Linked DNA regions of Homo sapiens: region 1 is linked to region 2. A link is a loop called in an ENCODE intact Hi-C map of the cell type or tissue named here. Cell type or tissue: tibial artery. All regions are shown on one strand.

The links. A loop is a pair of places that touch in the nucleus more often than their neighbours do. Peaks named below come from ENCODE experiments on the same cell type or tissue, not always from the same donor. Only the 100,000 strongest peaks of a DNase experiment are listed, where the experiment ranks them.
Region 1: it touches region 2 in a loop (2.0-fold over the local background); 2 of 110 quality-filtered maps call a loop at or near these places.

What each region holds. Positions count from the first base shown.
Region 1 is chr14:90,671,746-90,679,745 of GRCh38, forward strand. It overlaps TTC7B (tetratricopeptide repeat domain 7B), which reads right to left. Exons shown (of 20, transcript NM_001010854.2): 9 at 4,778-4,915. Among named protein-coding and RNA genes, the nearest start is that of TTC7B-AS2, 22 kb to the right of the region's middle. In tibial artery, no CTCF peak of the experiment used is centred here; a DNase peak (open chromatin) is centred at 3,736; H3K27ac peaks cover 6,753 bases.
Region 2 is chr14:90,520,493-90,528,492 of GRCh38, forward strand. It overlaps TTC7B (tetratricopeptide repeat domain 7B), which reads right to left. Exons shown (of 20, transcript NM_001010854.2): 20 at 4,072-8,000. Among named protein-coding and RNA genes, the nearest start is that of LINC00642, 69 kb to the left of the region's middle. RefSeq lists an enhancer at 2,226-3,087. In tibial artery, a CTCF peak has its summit at 3,919; DNase peaks (open chromatin) are centred at 549 and 2,234; H3K4me3 peaks cover 526 bases; H3K27ac peaks cover 5,551 bases.

The DNA.
Region 1 (8,000 bases), 150 kb after region 2:
TTGGTCTGTGTCTCCTTTGTACAATGCTCTTTGGCCAGCATCTGGCTGAAAAGTCCATAAGGAAAGAAAGGCACGATGATGTGGTGCACACAGAGGCGGCCGGTCTTGAGATGGGAGAGCAGCCTTCCATCTTGAATAAGCATAAGAGAAAGGCCAGCTTCCTTGAGAAAGAGAGGCTCTGCTCCCACTTACCCCTGTGAGCACAGTTATTAAAAGGCTGGGTCTGCACAACGCTGCACAACACACCCACTGCACAAGGGTGCCAAGGACAGGAGAGAGAGGAACATGTGCTGGCAGTGGCAGCAGAGGCGCCCCCACCCTCTGTGGTGCCCGTGGGCCCAGGTCAGCCAAGGAGAGGAGCCAAGAAGCAGGAAGACATGCTGTGCCCTGACGTGTAAGTGTTAATGCTGGTTGGGGACAAGAGAAGGAAGGAAAGCACAAGGACAGGGTGAGAAGGAGTTAAGACCTCTTCTCTCTCTCACAATTGACTGATGGTTTTATGAACTCTTCTGTCCACAAAAGCTTCCACCCATGTAAAAGAAGATCTAGCAAGGTTTCTGAGGCAAAGAGGACTTACTCACACACGAGCCACACGGTGATATGTCTAGATCGCATCTTCAAGGGGCACATGTAAAGTCTGCCAACAGGTTGTGGTGCTGACAATCAGGCCCCACACTTTCTTTCCAAGCTCCTCTCCTCCCACTTCTCCATGAGAGCAAGCCCTGGGTTCCTGTTCCCTTGGGTCCAGTGCCTTCACAGCTCCGCAAGCTTAAGGATGAAGAGGGTCTCTCTCCTCCTAGACCACTTAATGCCTATCAGGCCTTGAAGAGCCAATTCATATATCCATTGTTCATAATCTCTTACTGGCACTCCCAACCTATAAACTCTGCTGCAATTGGCCTATTCCATTCACCTGCCAATTAACATGCTTTGCACTATTATGTATTCTCTAATTTGATTATCTTTTTGTTTGTTTCTATGTGGTCTCCCTAACTAGAATGGAAATTTCTTGAAGGCAAAAGATCTTTTTGTATCCTTTGTTGCTTCCCCTGTGCCTAGTAACTCCTGTATATACAGTGGTAGTAACTGCAGCAGCATACAGTTGCCTCTTAACGAGCTCTAAGTGCTGGGCTCTGTTCTGAGTACTTTACATGGATTAATGAATATGCATCTCCCAACTGTCTGAGATATACATGCACACAATTATTACCCCTATTTAACAGGAAAAGAAACTGATGCATAGGAGGTTAATGATGTGCCTAGGCTCACACGACTGGTACATAGCAGACCCAGAGCTCAAACCAAAGCTCTCTGACTCTAGAGCCTGTGACACACTATGTTGATGACCTGAGTTTGGGGTTGAGGAGGCAGAGATGGGTGAGGTGCCAGTGGAGGAGAGAAGAGAGATAGGGAATATCCACAATAAAATGTGCAAGATACTGTCCCATTCAACAAAACTTACATAATGCACAATTTATTCATAAAGACAGATGTAAAGATTGCCTCTAAAATGTCAATTAGTCAACTATCTCAGGAGAGCTGGATTCTAAGGCACTTTTCTTTCCTTTTCCATATTTTGCATGTATTGTTTGATTCTCCAAGGAGCATGCAGGACTATTGCATATGGCGAAAAGATAAACAGTGAAGTCAATTTCATTATGGGCGGAAAGGAAAACAAAACAAAAAGAGAAAAAAGAAGGAGCGCGGGTCTGTCGAATATTTCTGAACAGAAGGATGGCATGTCTATTCCTGTGTCTCAGAAAGATCGCCCTGCTGACAGTGGAGGAAATGAAGACAGGGAAATATAACATATCTCTAAGACAAATGATAAAAATGATAATTACTAACATTTATGGAGCTCAGAGAAAGGTAATATAGGAAGTTTAAAATCCAGTTATCCTCACAACAACACTGTTCATAGTAGCCAAAAGGTAGAAACAACCCACATTTCCATCAGCTAATGAATGGAAAAACAAATTGTGGTAGATCTGTACAACGGAATACTATTCAGCCATAAAAAGAAATATTGATCCATGTTATAATGTGGATAACCTTGAAAACATTATGCTATGTGAAAGAAGCCAGACACCAAAGCCCAAATATTGGCTATTTATATTTATATGAAATACCCCAAATCAGTATCCATAGAAAAAAAAAGCAGATTAATAGTTGACAGGAACTTGGTGGGAGTGAGGAATGGAGAGTGGCTGCTTAATGGGTATAGGGTTTCTTATAGGGTGAGGAAAAGGTTTTGCAATTTGAGGTGATGGTTGCACAGTGGTATGAACGTACTAAATGCCACTGAATTCTACACTTTAAAATGGTTAGGTTTGTTACGTGAATTGTACTTCAATTAAAAAAAAAATCCAGTTACTCTTTTAAATTAAAGTCCTGAGAAAATGGAAAGGCAGATGAGGAGGAAAAAAAAGTGGATTCAGAAAAACCCCAGTAAATGAGGAAGTAAGACAAGTGGGACACCCAGAGTAGGATGTGGCCTCGGACAGAGGGAGGGAGAGAGGGCCCACACTCAGCAAAGGGTGGACCTAACCCCTATCTTCAGTAACTGAGCTATCCAACCATGGGCCAGGCAGCCTTGAGATGCTGTGAGCTTTCATCTTTCTCCTACAACATCGACCGTTTTAGTCGGATGATCTGAGACAACACAGTTGGTGAATGCTCGCTCCAATTGCCTAAGTGGTAGGCACAGGCAAGGCTGAAGCCAAGTATCCAACCCCTAGATAAGGCATGCAGAGCTTGTGCTGGGCCCGCCCCCGTCAGCACATGGGCCACAGCTGCTTGTCACACCTGGCAGCTCCAGGCTGGGGGCAGCTTGTGAGCAGGGGCCACACCTTGCTCCTGGCTGTATCCCTGGCCTTAATCAGAGCCCCTGGCACAGAAGAGGTGATAGTACATACATGTGTTGAAGAAATAAACATCTTCCATTTCATATATTTCATCAGTTGGTTGAGATTTTTAGAAGATAAAACACAGATATGGTATAAAATTCAAAAGGCTCTGGGGGAGATACAGTAACAAATTTGCCTTTCTTCTACCCTCCTATTCCAGCTTCCCCGAGGCAACCTTTGGCACTGCACCACCTTTTGCAATGTGACTAGGGGAGTGAAGTTCTGACTTGCAAAGGTTCCCGCAACTACACTACCCAGTCATTTGGGAGGCAGGTGACCACCACGAGGTGGGAGCTACATATGATATCAAGACAGAAGTCATCTGGGTGAAAACAAGGTCCTAGTATTCTGTGCCAGGAGCAGGCACAGGCCCCGGAGCCACAGCTTGCAGAGGAAACCACCAGGGTGATGACCACCCCCTAGAACGTTCACAGAACAATGGGAAGCCCAGGGGCAGAGACCACCCAGCCAGTCAACAGGGCCAGACACCTCAAGCTCCTCACTCTTGTTTTGGACCTAGGAGATTTCGAGCTGGGGAAAGGCAACATTGCTACCCAATAGGATGGAAGTAGATGTGTGCGTACCACTGTCATCCTTGAACCTAGAGAGGTGATAATGTGTTTTGTCTGGAGGAACGAATTCACCTTAAAGGAATTCAACTGTGAGCTGGGTGGCATGGTCCCCAGTGACAGGCTTTGTGGTGGACACAGCTGACAGGAACTTAGGTGGTGGGGAGAAGGGGGGTCCAGGAAATCAAGGTACCGGGAGAGGTTCGATCCATTTAGTGATGAGCAACCTAGGCCAATCCTAAGCCTGGACTGAGTCCCGGGGCTGAGCCGCATGTGGTGGGGGCATCTGCACACACTGCTTTGTCAGGCCAGATTGTGAGGCTGAGTAACCACTGCCCTGTAGAGTCACCAAACCATGGACTAAAAAAAGATTCAAGCCACACAGGCTCATCTGTTTCCCCAAGGTTCCTGCCTAATGTGGCGATGCACTGGCAGGCTAGAGGGTGAGTCGGGCACTTATCTGATTTCAGCCAATCTGTTACTGTATTTCATTCCCTGTCCTCGTGCCCAGAGGCTGTTGCAATGGGTATAAATTTAGAAAGAGAAAGATAAATAACATGGAAAAGTTCCTTTTAAAAAATAGGGATTTTTTTTTCTCTATTTTGCTAAAGAAAAGATAAAGTGATCTTCTTGTTATTTATTTAGCCTTACCATGGTAGAATTTGATATTTTGGGCAGGAACCTAATAATGCATAACCATAGCCCAGGATGAACCAGCTTCTCCTGAAACTGTGAAAGAGGCAAGCCTCCATCCTAAGCGTTTCTTAGAAACTGAGGGAGTGAGAAGATGACAGTACCTTGCACAAGATCTGAAATCCACGAGGGTCCCTTCTGAACAAGCAAAAGACTCTGAAAGAAGACTGTCTCCTTTATATGAAACGGTCTATACCAGCTAACATAACACACTGTGCCTGAAATTGTCAGGCCACTGGCGATTTCACTGTACACATTGATACTTTAAAGGAAACCTGTTCTATGAGGAAATTAATATCACAGATGGGAGATTTTCAGTTGGTGGAAAGAGAAACTGCTTGAGAAATGTTTGCCTTCCCTCACACACAAACTCACAGCCTGGTGGGTTATGGAACTCTCATGGTAAAAGACTAGATCAATTCCACCACCTAATCATTTAGCCCAAGGCCCATTCTACAGGGGAGAAAACCAAAGTTAAGTGACTGGCCCAAGATCACATGGCTGCCACTAATAGAGGGGGGCCCAGGACCAGGTCTCACAGCGCTTCCCTGGGGTCACCGTGCAACTGCCACCCACCACCTGGATGTCAACCAGACTCAGCAGCTGTACCTCTGACAGCATCTCATACTGGCCTCTTCTTCCAAGAGCAATGGTGAGTAAGTCATAGACCACAGATGCACTCTGCAGACTGATGAGGCGGTCACTCTTGTGTTCAGGTATCCTGCTCAGCACAGCGTCCCGGTTGGCCTGAAAAAACATGGAATAGAGAAGCAGATGGAGAGAGAACCTAGTGCTGCATGGCGGGGAGTCCACCTAGGCCCTCCTGCCCCTACCAATTTGCGAAGGGAATGGAGACAAGGGTAGGAATGAGCAGAGGCCTGTCATCTTGGGTTATTTATTCAAAATCCCCTGGGCACCGCAGAACATGATATACGGGATGATCCAAACACTGAAGTCCTGGAAGTGTGAACCTAGAGGGCACCTGTACCTGTCGACAGGCATCTGGAGGAAGCCTTGGCAGCCGATACAAAGTTTTCCCTGGCCTCGGGTTCATAGCCAGCCTCATAGAAGACGCAGCTGCGCTCTAGAGCAGCCGAATCATCCATCAAGTGAGGCCCTGCTGCACCTCACTCGTGAATCCTGCTTCTGCTCTACATTAAAGAGTGGGAGAAAATTCCCAGCCCTGCATTTCCCAACACCCAATTGTGTCATCAAGTTCCATGAGTCCTACAGAGATATATCTTACTTTTCCTCTATCACCAAGCAACATTCAAATCCCTATATGACATCTTCACTGGAACAGAACACAAAGATGAGTTCAATCTTGTTTAAGGAAGCACAACACAGATATATAAGAGAAAACAAGAAGAAAGCAGATTTTTACTTTAAAAGATATTAACACAGAGGACTCAAGAGAACACCGTCAATTTTCTATGCTTAGCACAGAAATACATCAGGCACATTCAAACTTATTAATCTCATCTATCCAGAAATCAAATGCTCTTTACAGCAACTTGTTTCCATTACTTCTAAAATTTAATTTCTCTACAGATTCCTCCAAATATATCACATGTCTGAGACTCAACAGCTAGCTCATTTTCCTCTTTTCCCTAATAGGAAGTTCAGAATCAACAAAGTTAGATTTCGCCTGCCTTTTTCCCTCTGCTAATTAACAGAAGTCTGCAGATCCATCTGTCTGTAGGAGCAGAGAAAGGCCCCCCCAGTCTTTCCTGTGAAAGTGGTACATGAGGTTCCGGGGTCACTTGTCCCGGCAGGCTGACGTTGATCTTCCCCCTGACATTCAGAAAGGCCACACACACACCTTCCCTCTCACTAATGAGACAAAATGCATTTTCTTTGTGTGTGAGTCCAAGGCATTTACTTTTAGCCACCCATCAGTACTTACTCACTTTAAAACTCCTTGCTGTTAAATGTCAAAGACAAATAAGAATATATAAGACAGGCCACTTCCTACAAAGTGAGTCATCTCTTACGGAAACAAGCCTGCTTTTGAAGATTTCATTCTAAGTTTTTCTTGTTAGGAGTCCCTCTTGAGCCCAAAAAAAGCAGCTCTGAAGGAAACAGGGGCCTGTTGCAAATGGTCTCATTTTATTTATTTGCTATATATGTTCCATACTGAGACCAATGCCTGGAAGAGAACAAAACAAACATACTATTTATGAGAGACTTTCAAGTTATACTAAATGCATTCTTTTCATTTTTAGAGAAAGTATCAGTATCTTTTGATTAAAAAGGTACAATATAGAACCTCAAACAGACCCACAAATAATAAATATCCCAGAATATTGCCTCAGTGGTAGTTCTGCAAATCAAGTTCTTATAATCCCATTCTCCTAGGGGAAACTAATTTGATTTGTAGTTAGAAAACAGCACAATTCTAAATGATACCTTGTAGGTGGAGAAGCGACGGACAAATTCATGCTTCTGAATTAAAGTCAGTACCAACAAAGAACACAATTTTCTGACATCCAAAAAACACAGCAATTTTCATTTTGGTTTTGAAATTGAGCACATTCATTTTCTGTCTAAAAACTAAACAATCGAGAAGTCAAAGGATATGGAAAAAAGGCTTCCAAAGGCAATTTCATTTAGATTTCTACCTACATTTTCTGAAATGATTTACAGGAAGAACATAATCATTTTGGTTAGAAACCTCATCCTTCATATCCACTGATGACATCACTGGATTTCAACATCCCCTGAAGAGATTTTTCTGGCAATTACATACCATAGAGCCAAATCTGACTGTCTCAAAGGGATCTCAATGTTTGAGTATTATTAGTTTCTATCACTTCAATTAAGAAGCAGGAGAGTTGGAGATATCATTCCAAAGACATCTCCACTTAGTGCAAGCATTTTAGAGAGGTGGCCATGTTTTCCAAATTGCAGACTGGAACACATCATCTGACAGTGGAACATAATGTTTTCAATCAGAATTGTCCAGGTAATCTAAAATGTACAGTCATCATGCTTTCAGAACTTTTACACCATAACCAACCAAGTTTGCCCAAAGGGAACTACCTGCCAAGGACCCAACTTGGGATGAGGGAATGCTGACCAGGAGGCCAAGATGAGCTGGCTCCATGGATGACCCGGTGGGGAAGCCTGTGGAGACTCGTTCACTTGAATGCCACCTAGTGCCAGCCTGCTCACCTATGTGCTTCCCTGATTGCACCAAGGCAAGTAGAGAATGTAAATGACACCACCCTAAGTTATCAGCTGACTATCGGGCAACCTGCTTCCTTGAGAGGAAGTAAGCCCAATGACACCAAAGAGCCTCCAGATCAAAAGAGGTGGTAACTCAAGCAGACTTGCTCTTGTAAACATCAGTGGACCATTCAAAGTTTTAATCAAAGGCAAGAAAGCTGCCCTCTCATGAGTTCTGGCCTCTTCTGAACCCTCCTTCTCTCCGCGCATGTACGTTATTATGCTCAGACCCCATGTCTATACTCACCTGAGTCCATTTTATACCTCCCATTAAACAGTATGTGTGGGGAGGGCAAAAAGGGAAATGCCTTCTCTTGCTTTAGTTATGATTCCCTTCTCTCCCCTGGGCTGCCCCGGGGGTTGGCGGTAAGCGGTGACAACTATGGGGAGGGGGCAGTACAATCTCCTAGCAGGAACAGGAGACCACTGCGTGATGCACGCATTCCGCCTGCTCTAGGCCTCAGGTTCCTCATGTATAAAACGAGGGAAGGGGACGCGAGCCCTCAAGATCTTTTGATTCCAGGAGCCCACCCATTCTGCTCAGGTGCTCAGTATACATCACTTTTCTGCTGAGGAATTCACTATTACTACACACATGATCCTG
Region 2 (8,000 bases):
CAGTGGCTGACTCCTGATCCCTTTTCCAAAACAACATCCGCAGCAGCTCCCAAGGGGTGAGCCACCTCCCTCCTGTTTACCACTTGCGTGGCCCCCCGCCCTGCGGGGCTAGCTCCAGGCTGCCATCAGCAGCTGTGTTTTCCAGGCCCTGGCCCTTTCCCCTCCTGGCACCTTGGAGGCCCAGCTACAGGGCAGCTACTCTCAGGAGGGTTATCTTTTCCCTTGACACCAGGACCCACCAAGTCAAGGGGTACTTCCCAGGCTTCCCCAGTTGGGTCCAGCCTGGCAGGTGGGGAGGGGATGGTGCTGAGTGAGAGAGAAGGAAGGTGAAGGGAGTCAGAATCTCCTAGAGACAGTCCCAGGCTCCTTGCCCCACCCTCACCTCCTTCCTTGTCTGAGCAGATCTTTCAGGCTTCTCTGAAGACAGGGGTCCACTGGGACCTCAAGCTTGGGCCCAGAGGTTGTCCAGTCCCAGCTAACACACTGGGAGCCTCCTGTTCTCACTTCACCCTAACGGGCTCCTTTCTCCACCCTGTGCTCCTTGTCCTTACCTCCTCTTCTGCATCTGTGGTGAGAGACAGAGAGGTTCCACACCCCTTCCCCATTTGGAGCCTGAGGCAGCCCCACCTCCTGGGCCCATCTGTCCCCTCCAGACCCTAAGACACAAGCTTCACCTCCACGATTTTCTCACAGCAAACCTGCTGTCCTCTCCTACTGTCCTCCCCCAGGGAGTCTTTGATCCAGCTTGGGCCTTGAGCCAAAAAGTCATTAAAAGAAAGTACAGCCAAGGAGAGGAAAAAATTGCTCTTCTGATGGGAGAAAGCCAAAAGCTGTCACACGCCAGGGCCACTGGCTCTCACCCAGGAACTTGGGGGAGAACTTTCTGGGAGGTAGGGTGGGGGCCAGGGGCTGAGGCAGGAGGAGACGGTTATAGCAAAGGTCTTGGGGCCCAACAGACCGAGATGCAGCGACCAGCTTTGTTCTTGCTGAGACCTGGAGCAAGTGCCCAGCCTCTTGAGAGCCGTGACCTTGCAGGGTTGGGTGCCATGGAGACCTGGCATGCAGCGGGCCCCAGCTAGAAGGACCTCCTGAGGTCTCTGATGTTTTCCACAGCTCACAAAGGTGTTTGGGAGGGAACAGCACCAGCTGGAGCCTCTTACAGGACAGGAGACCGAGCAGAGGCCCCGGGAGGGTGACCTGTCCAACGTCACACAACAACTGGATGCCCTTGGCTCTGCCTGCATCCCCTGCAGTCCTGGCCTGTAGGAGACAGGACAGCCAGAGACATCGTCATTGGTGAGCCTCACCTTCTCAGCCCCCAGCTGGGGAAACTGAGGCCCAGAGTGGGAACTCCCATGGGCATGTGACCCGTGTAAGACGAACACGGGCAAGAAGGCACAGGTCCTGCTTCTCCCTGCCTCGCGCCCCTCTAAACCAAATAGCCGATGCTCACTGCACCAGGAACCTTGTACTTGAGGCTTTCAAGACATGATCAGATTTGATTTTTACAACAAACTAATCAATGAGGTAGGTGCCTTTATTACCCCTCATTTACAGATGAGTAAGGTGGGGCACAGAGAGGGCAAGTGACAGACTGAAAGTCACGCAGCAGATACACAGTGGAGCCGGACTTGAAACCCAGGGTGCGTGACTCCAGCACCCGTGGCTGTGGCCTCCAGTGGGGCCAGGAGAAGCTGACCTAGTCCTCCATTCTCTGCTCGCTCCCTGAAGGCCTGGGCCGGGAGGGGGAAGAATGTCCAGAACACCGCCTGCTGGGCTCCTTGTGCGGTGTGCCTGGTGCACAGTGGGTGCCTGCTGAACGTGGCACTGTGCTGAGTGAGGTGGGCTCAGCAATTGCGCTAGCACAGGGCGCTCGGGCTGAGACCCCTGTGGGAGAAACAGAGGCGGGGAGGGGCCTTCGGCTGGGCGGACACACTCAGGCGCTCACAACAGTGCATCACTATGGGCCACGCAAGTCAAGGGCAAACTCTTCACCCCCGCTCTTGCTGTAGGAAGAGCGCCAGCTCTGGGTTTCAAGCCCCTCTGCCTGAGTGGAAGGACATGTAGGGGCATCTGTGAGGATTTGAAAGGAGCAGAAGAGCGGACAGCACGAGGGGAGGCTCTGGTCAGGAAAACCAGCCAGGAGTAGTGGGAGGAGAAGCCGCGGGGGCTGCGGTCAGGAGTGGCTTCCTTCAGGCACTGGTCCTGGCCTGGCGTGGTGGTGACGACAGGGGAGACTCCTCCTCGTGCCGCGGCCTGGGCGCCTCCCCTTTCTCCTGGCTGCAGTCCTTCCCTGGCCTCTGGAGTGTGTACTCTGAGCGCCTACCCCATCACCTGTCCCCTGAGATCTCTCTAGGGAGCTGGATGTGCCTGGGGGGAGTGCCTTCTTTGGCCCCCACCCAATCCTGTCCCTTTTTGCAGTCACAGCAGCGCTCCACGCCACCCTCTGCCCTCCCCCTACCTTTCTGTGAAAACAGCTCTGGCCGGAGCACTCAAAGAGAGACCACGCCCCGCATGGGCACCACAGCGTGGGAGGGGGGAGCTGGTCCTTTGGCTTCCAGCCCTGAGCCTGTGGTGGTTGCCAGGGCAACAGCAGCCCAAGGGAGGCAGGCCTGACAGCATCGCAGGAGGCTGCCCAGCCCCTCCATCCCTCCCTGCTCCCAGGGAGGTGTAGCACCTGGGTGTGTGCACCGTGCGTGTCTGTGTGTACACACATGAACCTGCAGTCTGGATGCCACTGGCCCTGGGTTCCGCAGAGCTGGTCACCAATGGCCTCACTGATCAGAGAAGGGCGGGATGCCCGGGGCTGGGGGCTTAAAGCTCCCTCAAAGTTTTTGGGCGCGGTGACTCACGCCTGTAATCCCAGCACTTTGGGAGGCTGAGGCGGGTGGATCACGAGGTCAGGAGTTCCAGACCGGCCTGACCAACGTGGTGAAAGCCCATCTCTACTAAAAAAAAACCCAGAAATTAGCCAAGCATGGTGGTGCACACCTGTAATCCCAGCTACCAGTAGGCTGAGGCAGGAGAATCATTTGAACCCGGGAGGTGGAGGTTGCAGTGAGCCAAGATTGTGCCACTGCACTCCAGCCTGGGCGACAGAGTGAGACACTGTGTCAAAAAAAAAAAAAAAAGAGAGAGAGAGAGAAATGCAAGGTTCTGAGTCATTTCAAAATTATTTGAGTAGCTGGATTTTTCTTTCTTGGGCCACAGACATAAGAACTGGGCCCTCAGGTTTGGAAGAGCACCAACCGCACGGCAGGTGATCAGAACATGTGTCCTGACCCCTGCCCACAGGCATGGTGGTCCAGGCCTCAGCCACAGGCCACGCGGTGTTTTGGGGCCACCGCAGCAGTGGGCCGAGGCCTTTGCTTGTGGATGGACAGGGGGCTGTGCTGGGCCTCCAGAACCCACCATGCTCCCTGGAAACAAAGGAGGCCACGTGCAGGGTCTGACCTTTAGCTCCCCATAGGGAAAGGATGTGTCAGCAGAGTGTGAGCAGTGGAACCAACCTGAGCTGGCCACTGTTGGCCTTGGGAGTCCAGGCCTTGGGTCTCACCCTGCTGGTCCCAAGGCCTAGGTGGGGCAGGAAGGTGTCAGAGTTGTCCAGGACACCCGGACGGTTTGCCTGATTTTGCAAGGACAGAGGCTCAACTGAGAAGCAGGCACCCATCAACCCTCCCTCAGTAGTGTCTTTCCTGTCTCTGCTGGGCCTTGTTGACTGTGATCAATGACTTCCACTTCCCCGTTGGGGAAACTGAGGCACAGAGAAGTCATGCAGTGCCCTAGCAGCAGGGCTGAAATTCACTGGGGCTGTGGGCCCCGCCAGGAAGCCACTGGCCGCCCCACCATGCACTCCTGGCAGCCCGGCTCTCAGCGAAGTGGGAGATGGGGTGGGCTTGGCCGGAGCTAGGGAAGGGTCGCTGCAGCCCCGGCCCCACCCAGACAAGCCTCCACTTCCTGAGCTGGCCGCCAGGACAGGCTGGGCTCCCAAAATCCTTCCTAAAAAGGAATCAGGCTGTGGTGGCCCACACTATTTTTAGATAATTGTGTTGAAAAATCCCAAGGCACATGTAGCATCATGCATTTTTTTATTCAGGAAGAAAAAAGAAAGGGACCTCCCCACTCTTCTCCCCACAGCCACCGCCTGCCCAAAACAGGTCATGCCCCTGGAGTGGCCTCGCACCGTCCATCCCCGGAGGGGCAGTAGCCTGGGCCCTGCAGCTGCCCAGCCCTGGGGGTTAGGGCCTTGGGGTTTCTGGCTAGAAACAGGGCTCACCTCGGTCTCCTCCTAAGCCTGGAGCTCTCAGGTGGTGCAAGGCACACGGGGATCCCCCACATTGCAGGTGGGGAGACTGAGGCCAGGCTGTACTCATCTCCATTACGAGGCCTTTTTTTTTAAAAAAAAAAAACAAACAAAAAAACAAAAAACAGCCTTATGAAGATGTGATTGGCACGTAGTAAAGCGCAAGCATTTAAAGTATACAGTTCAATATGTCTTGACATTTGTATCTATCCATGAAGCCATCGCCACTATTAAGAGAGGGATCATATCCATCACCCTCAAAATGTCTTTATCATCTTTGAAACCCCTCCCTCTGGCCCCCCCTCCACCCCCAAGTCTCCTTGCCCCAGGCGCAATCACGGGTCTGCTTTCCCTCACTCTAGATTAGTCCACATTTTCTAGAGTTTTCTATAAATGGAATCACACAGCACGTTCTTTTTTGACTGGCTCCTTCAACTCGTCACCACTACCTGGAGATTCACCCATGTTGCTGCAGGCACCAAGCCCCTCATATGGACAGATCACAATTCGCTTCTCCTTTGATCTGTTGGTGGACATTTGGATTGTGATCAGTTTTTGGCTATTACAAATAAAGCTGCTATAAACATTTGCGGAGAAGTCTTTGTATTTGAGGGGACTGCAGGGAGGCCGGGCTGAGTCAGCGCCACTGCCGCTGCTGCGTGTCCCTTTCTGAGGCCTCGGACCGCACCGCTTTCGCCCTGCGGCCCGGCTCGGTAGCCTGATCAGTCGCGTTCCCGGCTGCGTCTCCGGTCACCGAACGGGACGGCGGGATGGCGGGGTCGATCTGTGCAGACGCTGCTAGTGGTTCCGCAGTCGTCGCTGGGTCAGCTGTTTCGAGCGGCGGATCTGCTCCTATAGATGTCCAGATTGTTAGACGGTGGGCTTCATCCGTCCTACCTCGCCCAACCCAGTTGACTAATATTTGGGTCGGTGGAGCCCGAATAATACAATAAGAATAAAACCCAACGACAAAGGCCCTCTCTAACCCGAGTACACCGGCCTCTGGCTTTGTGACAAGCACGTCACTGTTAGGCTAAGCAGAGACTTTGGAACCCCGGTTCTAAAGCTCTCAGAGTGGAAGAGTACCAGGACATGGGGGTGGGGGTTGGGGCAAAGCTTTGCTCCCTTAGAATAATACCAACGTACAGAGTTGCGATTGGTTAAAAAATAAAAAAAAATAAAAAAAATAAAAAAAAAAAAGAAGTCTTTGTATTTTATATTTGTACATATATTTCCTTTTCTCTGGGGTACATACTAAGAGAGGAATTCCTGGATAATTCTATGTCTAACTTTTTAAGAAACTGCCAAACTGTTTTCCAAAGTGGCTGTACCATTTTACATTCCCTCCAACAACGTATGAGGGTTCCAATTTCCCCACGTCCTCACAAACATTTGTTATTGTCTGTCTTTTTGATTATAGACATCCTAGTGGGTGTAAGGTGGTATCTCTTGGAGTTTTGACTTGCATTTCCCTAGTGAGTAATGATGTTGAACATTTCTTCATGTGCTTGTTGGCCTAGACCTTACTTTAAAAAAAAATAAACTATTAAGTTTGGGATAATTTTAGATTCACTGAAAAGTTTCAGAGATAACACAGGGAATTCCCATTTACCCTTCACTCAATTTCCCCTAATATAACCTTTATGTTACCTGGCACATTTGTGCCAACAATGGAACTGACATTGATAAATTACTAGTAACCAAACTCCAGACTTTATTTAGATGTCAGCAGCTTATAATACGAATGTGCCTGATATGGTTTGGCTGTGTCCCCACCCAAATCTCGTCTTGAATTGTAGTTCCCATAATCCCCACATGTCATGGGAGGGACCCGGTGCAAGGTAATTGAATCATGGGGGTGGCTACCCTCATGCTGTTCTCATGATAGTGAGTTCTCATGAGCTCTGATGGTTTTATAAGGGTTTTTCCCCCTCCTTTTGCACGGCACTTCTCCTTCCTGCTGCCATGTGAAGAAGGACATGTTTGCCTCCCCTTCCTCCATGATTGTAAGTTTCCTGAGGCCTCTCCAGCCATGCTGAACTGTGAGTCAATTAAACTCGTTTTCTTTATAAATTACCTAGTCTCGGGTATGTCTTTATTAGCTGCATGAGGACGTACTAATACGGTGCCTTTCATCCAGGACCCCGTACCACCTAATATTTAGCTATGTCTTCATGGGCTTCTCTGGTTTTCGTCAGTTTCTTAGACTTTTCTTTTTCATGCTCTTGGTAGTTTTGAGGGGTATTGGTCAGGTATTTTGTAGAAAGTTCATCGGTTTGGGTTTGTCTGATGTTTTCTCATGATTACACTGGAGTTATGGGTTTGGGGGAAGAAGACCACAGAGATGAGGTGCCCTGCTCACCCCATCATATCTGGGGGTACCTGGTATTCACACGACTCATCACTGGGAATGCTGACCTTCATTGACTGGTGAAGGTGATGTCCTGCCAGGTTTCTCTGTGGTAATGTTACTATTTTTCCTATTTCCACATCCTTCTCTCTGAATGCAAGTCACCAAGTCCAGCCCACACTCCAGTGATGAAGCTCCCCAAGCTTCACTTGACTCTGAGGATCTTCTACGCCAGGCACTTCACATTGATGTTTCACTTAACCCCACCCCTGTTACTGTCCCTCTGGTAGAAGTCCTAATAATCTCTAAACTTAGCAAATTCGCAGTTACAAAGGCTCAGGGATCACTTAGTCAAAACCTTCTTTACCATTTTTACAGACAAGGAAACTGAGATCCAGAGGGAGATGTGACTCACTTTTTTTTTTTTTTTTTGAGATGGAGTCTCACTCTGTCGCCCAGGTGGGAGTGCAATGGCGCCATCTCGGCTCACTGCAAGCTCTGCTTCCCGGGTTCATGCCATTCTCCTGCCTCAGCCTCCCGAGTAGCTGGGACTACAGGTGTCTGCCACCATGCCCAGCTAATTTTTTGTAGTTTTGGTAGAGATGGGCTTTCACCGTGTTAGCCAGGATGGTCTTGATCTCCTGACCTCATGATCCACCCACCTCAGCCTCCCAAAGTGCTGGGATTTCAGGCGTGAGCCACTGCGCCTGGCAGATGTGACTCACTTTATGATCACATCACAAGCTAAAGGAAAATGGCGAGCCAGGTGTGGCGGCTCACGCCTGTAATCCCAGCACTTTGGGAGGCTGAGGCGGGTGGATCACTTGGAAGGATGTCTTGATCCAGAGTAAAGGCTCCATAGGCATTTATTGGTTGACAAGGTTGGCATATGTTGTATGAATAAGAGCTTCCGTATGTGATAAGGTTTCTCTCTGTGGATGACATAGCCATGGGGTCGCCTGCTGCCTCCCGGTTACCCATACAAACCATGGAAACAGGAATGGGTGACAGCCCCACGCTCCCCTGCTGTGAGCCTCCAATCCCCTGGCTGGCTAAACAGCAGCACCAGCTCCTCCTTCTGTCCAGCCGGACAGAGAGCCTGGAGGAAGCTGGAGTCTGGGTTTCAGTGGCTACAGACAACCCTCCAAATGGTCAGTTAAGAACCAGGGCCACATTGTGAGTGGACACTTTCACACTCTGCAGGTGACCACGCAAAGTGGTAGAGCAACTTATTTTATTTTTGTCATTCTTTTGAGGCAGGGTCTTGCTGTGTCTCCCAGGCTGGGGTGCAGTGGCATAATCACTGCAGCCTTGACCTCCCACTTTGTTACCTGTTTCCGACGGTGT